2 separate regions of the Homo sapiens genome follow, and region 2 is linked to region 1. A link is an interaction called in ENCODE POLR2A ChIA-PET data of the cell type or tissue named here. Cell type or tissue: MCF 10A. All regions are shown on one strand.

What was found. ChIA-PET counts read pairs that join two places held together with the same protein. Peaks named below come from ENCODE experiments on the same cell type or tissue, not always from the same donor. Only the 100,000 strongest peaks of a DNase experiment are listed, where the experiment ranks them.
Region 2: POLR2A ChIA-PET joins it to region 1 with 6 read pairs; 2 of 35 experiments call an interaction of 5 or more read pairs at or near these places.

Annotation. Positions count from the first base shown.
Region 1 is chr13:76,850,359-76,855,358 of GRCh38, reverse strand. No RefSeq gene overlaps it. Among named protein-coding and RNA genes, the nearest start is that of KCTD12, 34 kb to the left of the region's middle. In MCF 10A, no CTCF peak of the experiment used is centred here; a DNase peak (open chromatin) is centred at 2,278.
Region 2 is chr13:76,709,529-76,714,528 of GRCh38, reverse strand. LOC105370265 (a long non-coding RNA gene) reads left to right here. Exons shown (of 4, transcript XR_001749923.2): 4 at 2,214-2,421. Among named protein-coding and RNA genes, the nearest start is that of KCTD12, 170 kb to the left of the region's middle. In MCF 10A, no CTCF peak of the experiment used is centred here; a DNase peak (open chromatin) is centred at 2,868.

The DNA of each region.
Region 1 (5,000 bases):
GATTACAGGCATGAGCCACTGTGCCCTGCCCACATTTTAGCATAAGGATTTTTTTTTTAAATCCACAATAATATATGTGACTGAGACACCTATGATTACCTTAATAAATTTGGAGTCAGTAAATTTTCAGCCTTTAGGCTTTTTCCCACAGGCCAAATATTTTTAGTTTGGAGGTAATGCTGTGTTGCGACAGAACATTCTCTAGAAAATATTTATTTTGCCTTTTACTGGTGTGTCTAGTTAGTGAATTCTGTGTAGAATCTCTTACATTTGATTAAAGCATTTGAATTGATGTGAGTAATGCTTAAATTATTTATGCCTCAAAGGGCTTTTCCTACTTCTAACCTGCTTTATTCTCTATTATATATTAAGCCACTAGGACTAAACAAAGCTGTAAATTGGCTTTGAATAGAAATAGTGCTTAGATCTGTGAAAAAAATCACTGATCCCAAATGTAAACTTTAGGCCTTCTGCAATCTCTTAGAACAGAGAAAAGGCAATCTTATAACTTTTGCTGACTGCCAAAGGATTTTCAATAGCTAGTGCATTGATGTACAGCTCTGAAAGTGTCTGATTTTTTTTTTTTTTTTTTTTCCTTTCTGCCTGGAGGCTCAGTTCCAGCTCATGGAAGTTTGCTGGCCCATGGATTTGCTTTAGTGTGGCAGTCATGGAGCCTGGAGTACTATCCTCACATAATAATGTGTTTGCGATTTGGGAATGATCTTTGGTGGGTAGCAAGGGGAATTAGAACCCAGTTAACTCACCACATTGGTACTTTTATATACCAGAAATAGCTCCTATTGACTTTTCTAGTTTTCACATAGAATCTTATATGTTATTTGTTAGATATAGGCTTATTTTTCTTTTATGATAATTCAGAATTCACACACTTAGAATAATTATTTATTACGCAATTTGCTTTTTAGGACTTTATGTTCCATATCTCTGCCAAGGGTTTTGCAGTGACCTGTGAGAACTATGTCACACGGGCACATCACAGACAACTGTTCCATTTTTACACATTTTGCTAACTGGTTGAGGTTAGGTTGTAGGCTAAAATTGTCCACGATGAGGGTATTTATACCATGGAAATCAGCAAACACTGCAAATCAGGACCCCTCCTGGCCCTAACTCCCCTGGGGCTGATGGATAGCTATTTATCAGCAGGCTACTACTTTTCAGTTATTTTTGAAAGCACTAGGAAGTTTAACCTATCAGGCTAAAGTTCAATAGATATGAGGTAGAATAAAAAGGTTAGTTATCAGATGTTGCTCATTCTACCAGTGGATACTTGTGAAATGCTATCATTTACTCAAACATAGTCATTTAAAATATGACAGACAAATTGAATGTGGGAAGAAAGAAGCCACAAATAGAAAGCACACATTACAGTAAATGTAGAAAAATAGACAACCGAGATAAGAAAATAGAAAGCCAAAGGGAAAATAAAAATCTTGAAGAATGGACAGGAAGAAGACTGTGCTAAACAAAATTGGCACTAAAATTGAATTTGAGAAGTACAGAGAGGTTAAAAAAAGGCATAAAAATGGAGTAGCTTTGAAAATGGTGAGCAGTGCTGACCTGGTGAAGTCATGTCTTCCACCCAAGCTGACCTTGCTGAGATGGTGGTATTAAAACCGCCAGCCTTGGAAAAACAACACATCTTGCCCTTGGCATTTTGGAACATACTTAGGGAATAGCATTATGAGTAGGTGACTGCATTATTTATTGTCCAAACTTGGGCTTTTATGAGTGAAATGGGGCACTATTGACCATAACTTCTGGACAACAATGTGAACTGGAGCCATTGGCAGCAAACTGGAATGTATGTAATTATGGGCTTTACTTACTATTGGCCACTGGTTTCTAATCCAATAGGTTAAAAGAACTTGACTGATAAAGATTACAATGAAAGGAGTAAAATAAATATTCCTGGAGTCTATAATTATTAAATGTAGATAGTTATTTTCCCATTATGAGAAAGTTAATAAAGGAAAAGAATGTGACTCATAATACTGTTGACTAAACAAGAAAAGAATGTGAAGTCTGAGGCTCAAATGTGGGAACCTTGTTGCCCCCTTGTCCCCTCTGACCTTGGTGGAGTCCTGGGGTAATTGTTCTTGTTGTAACTGTCAACTCTGGTGATAGTAGGCCTGGAAGCCCTCCCAGCTCGTTACTTACCAAGTCCTCTTACACTCTTTATGCTAATGTGTCTAGTCTTTTTTCTTTGTGCTGCCTAAGTGGTTAAGTTTCCCACAGCATGCAACACCTGAGTATGAATCCTCAGTATTGCCCAAGAACCTGGCTGCATTCCACAGGACGCCCAAACTATGGAACTCTGTGGTTTTCTTCCCTTAAACTCACCATCCTTCATCTAAAGTATATGTTTTAGCCAGCTACCAAAAATCTGTTTCTCAGGAACTGGTACAGGTTTTCTTTAGAAAATCACCAATTTTCTGATTTTCATGGCTTCTCTAAGGGACTGTTGAATTATGCACTCCACTTGTACCCCAGTATCTGGGCACACCTTCCTCATGACACGATGGGGCTTGGGACTGCAGGGTGATTTCATGCTCTGGTGCTTTGGCCATATCTTCCAGCACATTCATTTCACTTCCTAAGAAATGGATCAGCTTCTTTAAAAATTCAGTATCTGAGGTGAGGGACTTATAAATCCCTTTCCTGGCAGCTCTCTCCACAAGTATGTTCCTAGAAATCTAAGTTCATCATTCTGTAAGGGAAGCTCTGGTAAGACTGTGTTCCCATTCCTTTACCCTCAATATCACAGTGAGCGTGCCATACTAGTACCGTCCAATAGACGTTTCTGTGATGGTGGAAATGTTCTAAATCTGCACAGTTCAATATAATAGCCTGTTTGCCCAATGTGGCTATTGGGCACTTGAAATGTGGCTAATGCAACTGAGAACTAAATTTGTAACTTAATTTGATTTAATTTCACTTACATGTAATTAGCCACATACAATGAGTGGCTCCAGTACTGGAAGGTACATCTCGGTACCAACCCAGATGCTGTAAAATCAGCCTACTTAGTGATATCCTTGCTACGTAGTAGTCCAGCAGTATTTCCCAATATTTCCCAAACAGATGTGATCTGTAAGGGCCCACACTGATACCACTGAGATCATTTAGAAGTCTTACTTTAATTTTCCCTATTATCAAAGAGCTGAATTCCAGAAAGGGAAGTTAGTCTATGGTGTAAAACAACATTGCACCAGAATTTGGACTGCTTCTGGTGAAATACCACCTCCCCGCAAAAGCATAAGCATTTCTTCAGGCTCCCCAATCTAATAAGGTACAAATAATATAAAATAATAGGGCTCACCAGAATACTACGAATGCTTGACTAGTATGTGAATATTATTCATAAGAACTCTATGACTACTGCCATCATCTGACTCAATCTCTCTCATTATTGCAACCAATGGAACTTTCAAATATTCCCTGTTCCTGAGAAGAACCGAGTATAGGTAAGAAGTGGTCGCTGTTACAGCCATTGGTGGTGCCAGTTGCTCCCTTTGCAAGGGTGGGCTGAGAGCTCCTATGCTGGTCATCATCTCGTGGCTGCTCGCTTTACTGCCCGTATCATTTTCCTCTTTTGTAGACATGTCATCATGGACTCACAGCTTCTTCCAAGGCAGCTTTTTACAGTTTTCCAGGAAGAAACAGTCCCAGATGGCCATGCTTGGCATCTATGACTCTCGTCTTTAATTGTCCCAGAGATGGGTCCCAAGGGAAGCCAATTCCTAGGCTACCCAGAGACCTAAACCATGATATGGCCCCCAAAATGAACTATGCCAACTGACTTCTCTGGGTAATGTGATCTGTGAATTATCATGATAGGGAAGCAGCCAGCCACGAGAGCTGAAGCTGAAAGATTGCTCAGAGAAAAGCCATGGAGTAGTTTTAGGCCATGAGGGTCACAACAGACCAAATGAAACTTTCTGAGGAAGCAGAAACTAAGAGTGAGCAGAAGATGCAAGGCAGAGAATGGACAAACAGATTGGCATATGACGAGCCAGTCTGTAGCTCCAAGAAAATAAAAGAGACTCAAAGGAATTTGCAGAGCCACTTTGATGGCAAAGCCCTAGAATGAGAAGCCACACACTCCTGCTGCTGAGGTTCTAGGTGAATGGGTATCTGATTGGTCCTGTCTCCATGAGCCTGACTCAAGCATTTGTTTTCTATGTAAGGCAGGACTGTTGACTTCTCCTGGGTTCCCTAGTATATATCTATGTTAGCCAGAGTTATCTAGAGAAACAGAATCAATATTATATGTATGATTATATATTTGTAAATTTTATATTAGAATATAATTATATATTGTATAATGTTATATATCATGATTATATACATATAGCATGTGTTTTATATATATCTTTATATATGTATTTATCTATTGAGAGAGGTATTTATTTTAAGAAATTGACTCATGATTTTTGGGGAGTTGAAAGTCTTAAATTTGTAGGGCTTGGATTCTTGAAATTCAGGTAAGAGTTGATGTTGCAGTCCTGGGTACAAATTCTGCAGGGCAGCAGGCTGGAAACTCAGTCCCAGGAAGGGTTTCTATGTTACTGTCTTGAGAAGAATCCGTTCTTTGGGAAACCTCCGTTTTTCTTCTTAATACCTTCAACTGATTGAATAAGGCCCATAACATTATGCAGGGTAATCTGTTTTAATCAGTTTACTGATTTAAATATAATTACATCTTAAAAATACCTTCACAGTAATATCTAGACTGGTGTTTGGCTGAACAACTGGGCATCATAGCCTAACCAAGTTGTCACATAAAATTATCTATCACAGGATCCCTACTCAAAATCTCCTGTTGCTTGAGGCGACTCTATTCTCTGTACGTAAGTTTACTCAGCTAGTAAGTGGCAAAGAAGGATTTGAGCCCAGCATTCTGACTCAGAACTTGCGTTTTTAACCACTTAGCACTTAATTCATTTTGTCTTATAATTTGCTGATTGATTTCTTTA
Region 2 (5,000 bases), 140 kb after region 1:
ATATTTAGAATTCTATGAAGTAGGCAATGTTCTTCCTCATTGCACAAAATAGGCCAGGAGTCTGAAGACTTCCATTTTAGTCCCATCTCTGCACTAACTAGGTGTCTTAGCAATTAACCTTTTGGAATCTAGGCCTCTTCATTGATCAGATTAATTTTCCAAAAGAACAGCTTCAATCACATTGTTCTATGGCTTAAAAGCCTCTCCATTGCTCACTGAATTAAAGTCTAACCTCTGTGCTTGGCATTCAAAGTGCTGTAATAGTCAGAGTTTTCCAGAGAGATAGAACCTATACATATATACATGTGAGAAGGGATTTACTGGGGGAATTGGTTCACATCATTATGAAGGCTGAGAAGTACCAACACAGGCCCTCTGCAAGCTGGAGAACCAGGGAGGTAGATAGTGTGGCTCAGCCTAAAACCTCATAACCAGGGATGCTGATGGTATAATTCTCAGTTTGAGGCTGAAGGCTTGAGTACCCAGGGTCACCTGTGTGAATCCTGGAGTCGAAAAGCCAGAGAATGTGGAGTTCTGATGCCCAAGGGCAGGAGAGGGACATCCTGGATCTGCAGGAGAAAGAAAATATTTGCCCCTCCTCCATTTTTTTGTTCCACTTGGACCCCTAACTAATCAGATGGTGCCCGCCTACATTGAGGGGGGATCTTACCCACTCGGTTCACAGACTCACATGCCAATCTCCTTCAGAAACACCCTCACAGACACCCTCAGAAGCAATGCTTTACCAGCTAACTAGGTATCCCTTAATCGGGTTAAGTTAACTCCAAAACTTGACCATTGCAGGTGCTCAGCTTCCTCTTCCAACCTCCTCTGCCATCCTCCTACTATGTATACCCCACTCTCCATCAGAGTGCTGTCCTTGTTCCCTGAGCACTTCTAGTGCTCCTATCGGCCTCACCCAGATGCCTTTCTGCATCTCTGCCATGCTCTCCTGCAGTGAGCCCACCCTGCTGCCAAAGGTAGAGGTCTTGGCTCTATCTCATATTCCTTCAGCATCCCTCATCAGTCACTTGCTACCCATCAATCAATCATTTGCCACACATCAGTCAATCATTTGCCACCCAGGCCTATTCATTTTCCCTCACTGAAATCTTTTAATACATTTCCTGCATTTCCTCTGTATTCTTTACCTTAGGTTAGGCCTCTTTCATATCTTACCTCTATTATTACAGTAGCTTCCTGTGATGGTTAATTTTATGTGTCAGCTTGATTAGGCCATGGGATGCCCAGATATGTGGTTAAACATTATTTTTGGGTGTGTATGTGAGCATGTTTCCATAATACATTAGCATTTGAATTAGTGGGTTGAATAAAACAGATGTCCCTCTTCAGTGTAGGTGGGCATTGTTTAATCCATTGAGATCCAAATAGGACACAAAAGGGAGAAGGTTGAATACCCCCTCTCTGTTTGACTGCTTGAGGTAGGACATAGGTCTTCTCCTGTCCTTGGACTAGAACTTACCTACTGGCTTTCCTGGGCCTCCAGCTTGAAGATCATGGGACTTCAAACTTCCTAATGCTGTTTGCCTTGCTTGCTCCCTTTCAATCTATCCCATCATCCTTCTGGCAGGGTGATTTTTCTTTTTTGTTTTTTTGAGAATGGAGTCTAGCTCTGTCACCCAGACTGGAGTACAGTGGTGCAATCTCAGCTCACTGCAACCTCTGTCTTCCAGGTTCTAGTGACTCTCTTGCCTCAGCCTCCCCAGCAGCTGGGACTACAGGCACACACCATCACAACTGGCTAAATTTTGTATTTTTGGTAGAGATGGAGTTTCACCATGTTGGCCAGGCTGGTCTCGAACTCCTGAACTCAAGTGATCTGTCCTCCTCGGCCTCCCAAAGTGCTGAAATCACAGGTGTGAGCCACTATGCCTGGCCAGGGTGATTTTTCTAAAATGCAGTTATAATCATGTCACTCTCCTGCATACAACAATCCTTTGATGCTTTCCCATCAGTTTGTACATAACAATCAAAATCTTTTCTTAGTCCACTTTGTATTGTAGTTATATGTGCTTTTGTTTTGTCTTTCCTCTGCTATTAAAAGCCACTGGACAGCAGGGACTGAGTGTTACTCAGCTTCGTATTCCCTGGAGTACCTAGTAGAGTAGCTTGCATATAGTAGGTGTTCCTTAAATGCCTGTTACATGATTGTATCAACTGGAATTAATATTATCTCCTTTACCTTTCTGAAGGTAAATGCAATGATTAAATATGAAGAAGAGCATTGACAAGATGAAATGGGCTCATTCTCAGCAATGTTATTTCAAAAAGAAAACCTGAGTGATTCACGTATTCATATGTCCATCTGAAAATGTCCTTCTCTCAACAAACTACTCAGTGAAAACTCATCTTCATATAGTTAATGCTGGAGTGCTAATAAACTGTTGCAAATTTCAAAAATAGTGTCATAACTTCCTATACAGAGTCTAAAGAAAGTGGAGGTGTGATGTAGTCTAGGGTTATCAATAGGGCAGCATGACTTGATGGGGCTTAAGACTTCTACACACAGCCAGCAAGCATTTAATGAGCATCCCTGAGGGGCTTAATGTTCCATACTATTACTCAAGGACTTTTTCTTATTTGCCAAGATTACTTGGTAAATCTACAAAGCCAAGTGGCCTATGGCCAGAGTTCAAATAGTTTCTTGTCAATTCTTCCCTCCCTTTCACAGTTGCAAGGCATGGAAAAGAGGAAATGGGATGAGATGGGATGGCTTTCGTCCTGGCCTGCTTCAAGCACTGTTTCACCATAAAAAAGGAACTCTCCACTGCTCCTCTTAAACAGATAAAATATTTTGTGCTTAGAATTCAATGACTCATCCCACTTGGACATAACTACATTCTTTCTAGGGCGGAAATCTCGCATTCAAGTGCAGCTGGCCAAGTTGAAGAAAGAACTTCAAGGCAGTTCTGGGAAAGAACTTTAAGCCTTAGCCCTGATTATGAGAAAGAAGTTTTGCTCTTTGCAAAGGATTAGGAGCATAACTGTGCTAGTGAATAACAATCTCGGACTTAGCCAAAGAATGCTTGGGTGGGATTTTGATTATCATTATGGTATTTTTTAAAATGTAAGCATCTAAGTCTTCAAATTCTTTGATAAATTTAATTTTAATACTTAATTTTGGGCAATCAAAGCACAAAGAAGTAGAAACTGGAGTGAAAATGGGTGGGTTACCAGATACTTACAATAATAAAAGTGTCATTTTGCCAACTTATTTTGTAGCTAAAATTACAATTTTCAATGCTATATGTAGTTGAAGATAGCCATCATCTGCGAGTGCTTATTATATGCCAGGAACTAAGCTAAGCTCTTAACCTGCAAAATTTCATTCAATCCTTGCATAGACACTATGTGATAGATGGACTACAATTGCCACATTGAATCAACATTTGCCTGAGAGACCAATGGGCATTTATTGAACACTATTTAGGGATTAATGTGAAGCGGTGGCAAAGAAGGAAAGGTATAGCATTTAGAGGAACACAGTATTTCATAGAATCTTAGTGAGGGAAGGGATGTTGAAGGACTAAGGCTGATGCCAACTCCGTTGGGCAAGTAATCATCGCTTCTAGCTTTTATAAATTATTAAAATATATTTTGATTTCAGTTTTTCTGATCTGTTTATATTGTCTCTTAAGTCCTTTAGAATCACTTCACACTATGCTCTCATCCAGGTGAAAAGGAACTCAGAAAGAATGTAATTAGCCTCATTTTCTAGCCTAAAACCTTGTGCAGTGGACCTAGAGGCTCCCAAACACGTGCTAAGGTGTAAGGGCCCATGGGCTGCATATCAGTAGGTAACCAAGGCATTCTTTTGTGTATGTGTTGCCCAAATCCCTTAAGAGCACCTATACATCTTGACAATTTTCAGTACAAATCCTTTTCAAGTGAAAAATAAACAAGTATTTAATACTTAAAAATCTTTCTTTCTGTTTCAGACAGAATTCCAGCTGTCTGCTTCTTCCGTCCCTCCAACAAAAACAAAACAAGGGACTTGCATCCATTTACAGTCTACATAGTTTAATCTTCGTGCTATCTTATAGGAGGAGTTCCTCTTGCTGTATTTCTGATATTGGCAACCTCTTCCATTGTCTGCATACTCTCTGGTATCCCTTAATGCTATGCCATAGTCATTGCAACTCTGTTAGTTCAAACCTATATTAGTTATTTTTTAAATTGCTGTTGCTTACTAATTTTAGGTTCATTTTCAGTCCTACCCTTTCCCTACCAATCTACCATTGCTGCCGCCATTACCTTTACAAAACACACCACAAGTCTTATCTGCATTAAACCTGCTTAAAACTGGTGATAAGCCCTCACTGTTCCTTAAGGCCTGCAGGATAAAATACCAACTCCTCAGTGCTGGGGTTTGGAGCAGAGCTTAATTACTCACTTTTCTTCTTTTGCACATTGTGGATCAATTCTGAATTGGACACATAAGTCAGATGGGAATGAAAATGCAGTGCCTGATTCACTGCTGAGAATGCAGCACTGGGGCTGGGGCCAGAGGCAGGCTAAAATGAGGCCATGGCAATCTTCCCCGTGAATTTACCTAAGTTCAGGAAGAGCTGCTGGGGAGCAGTATCCCATTTTCTTTTGGTGCAGGCTTTGGGGTCTGGAGATTACTTTAGAAGTTGAACAATCTATGACAAGCCTGTTTGCAGGGTTTGAGGAGTCTCTAGAAATAACCTTTAGAATCTCAGAGGGAGGCCAGACTATTCGATATTTAGAAATTCAACAGGCTAGTCAATTAGAACAGGGATCTACTATGGCATGTTCCTTAAATCCAACCTGGTTTTGGAGTTTCTGTCTCTGAATAATGTCTTTACCTTCTTGCCCCTTGGTCCCTGCACTTAGAACCATGGGCTGGCGTAATGAGGGGGGCTGTCTCTTTAAAATGAGCTTGTCTTTTAAGGCGGGGAGTACATAGCCAGAAGTTTTTGGTAAGGGCCTAGGAAATTAGGTTTCCCCCAGTGTTC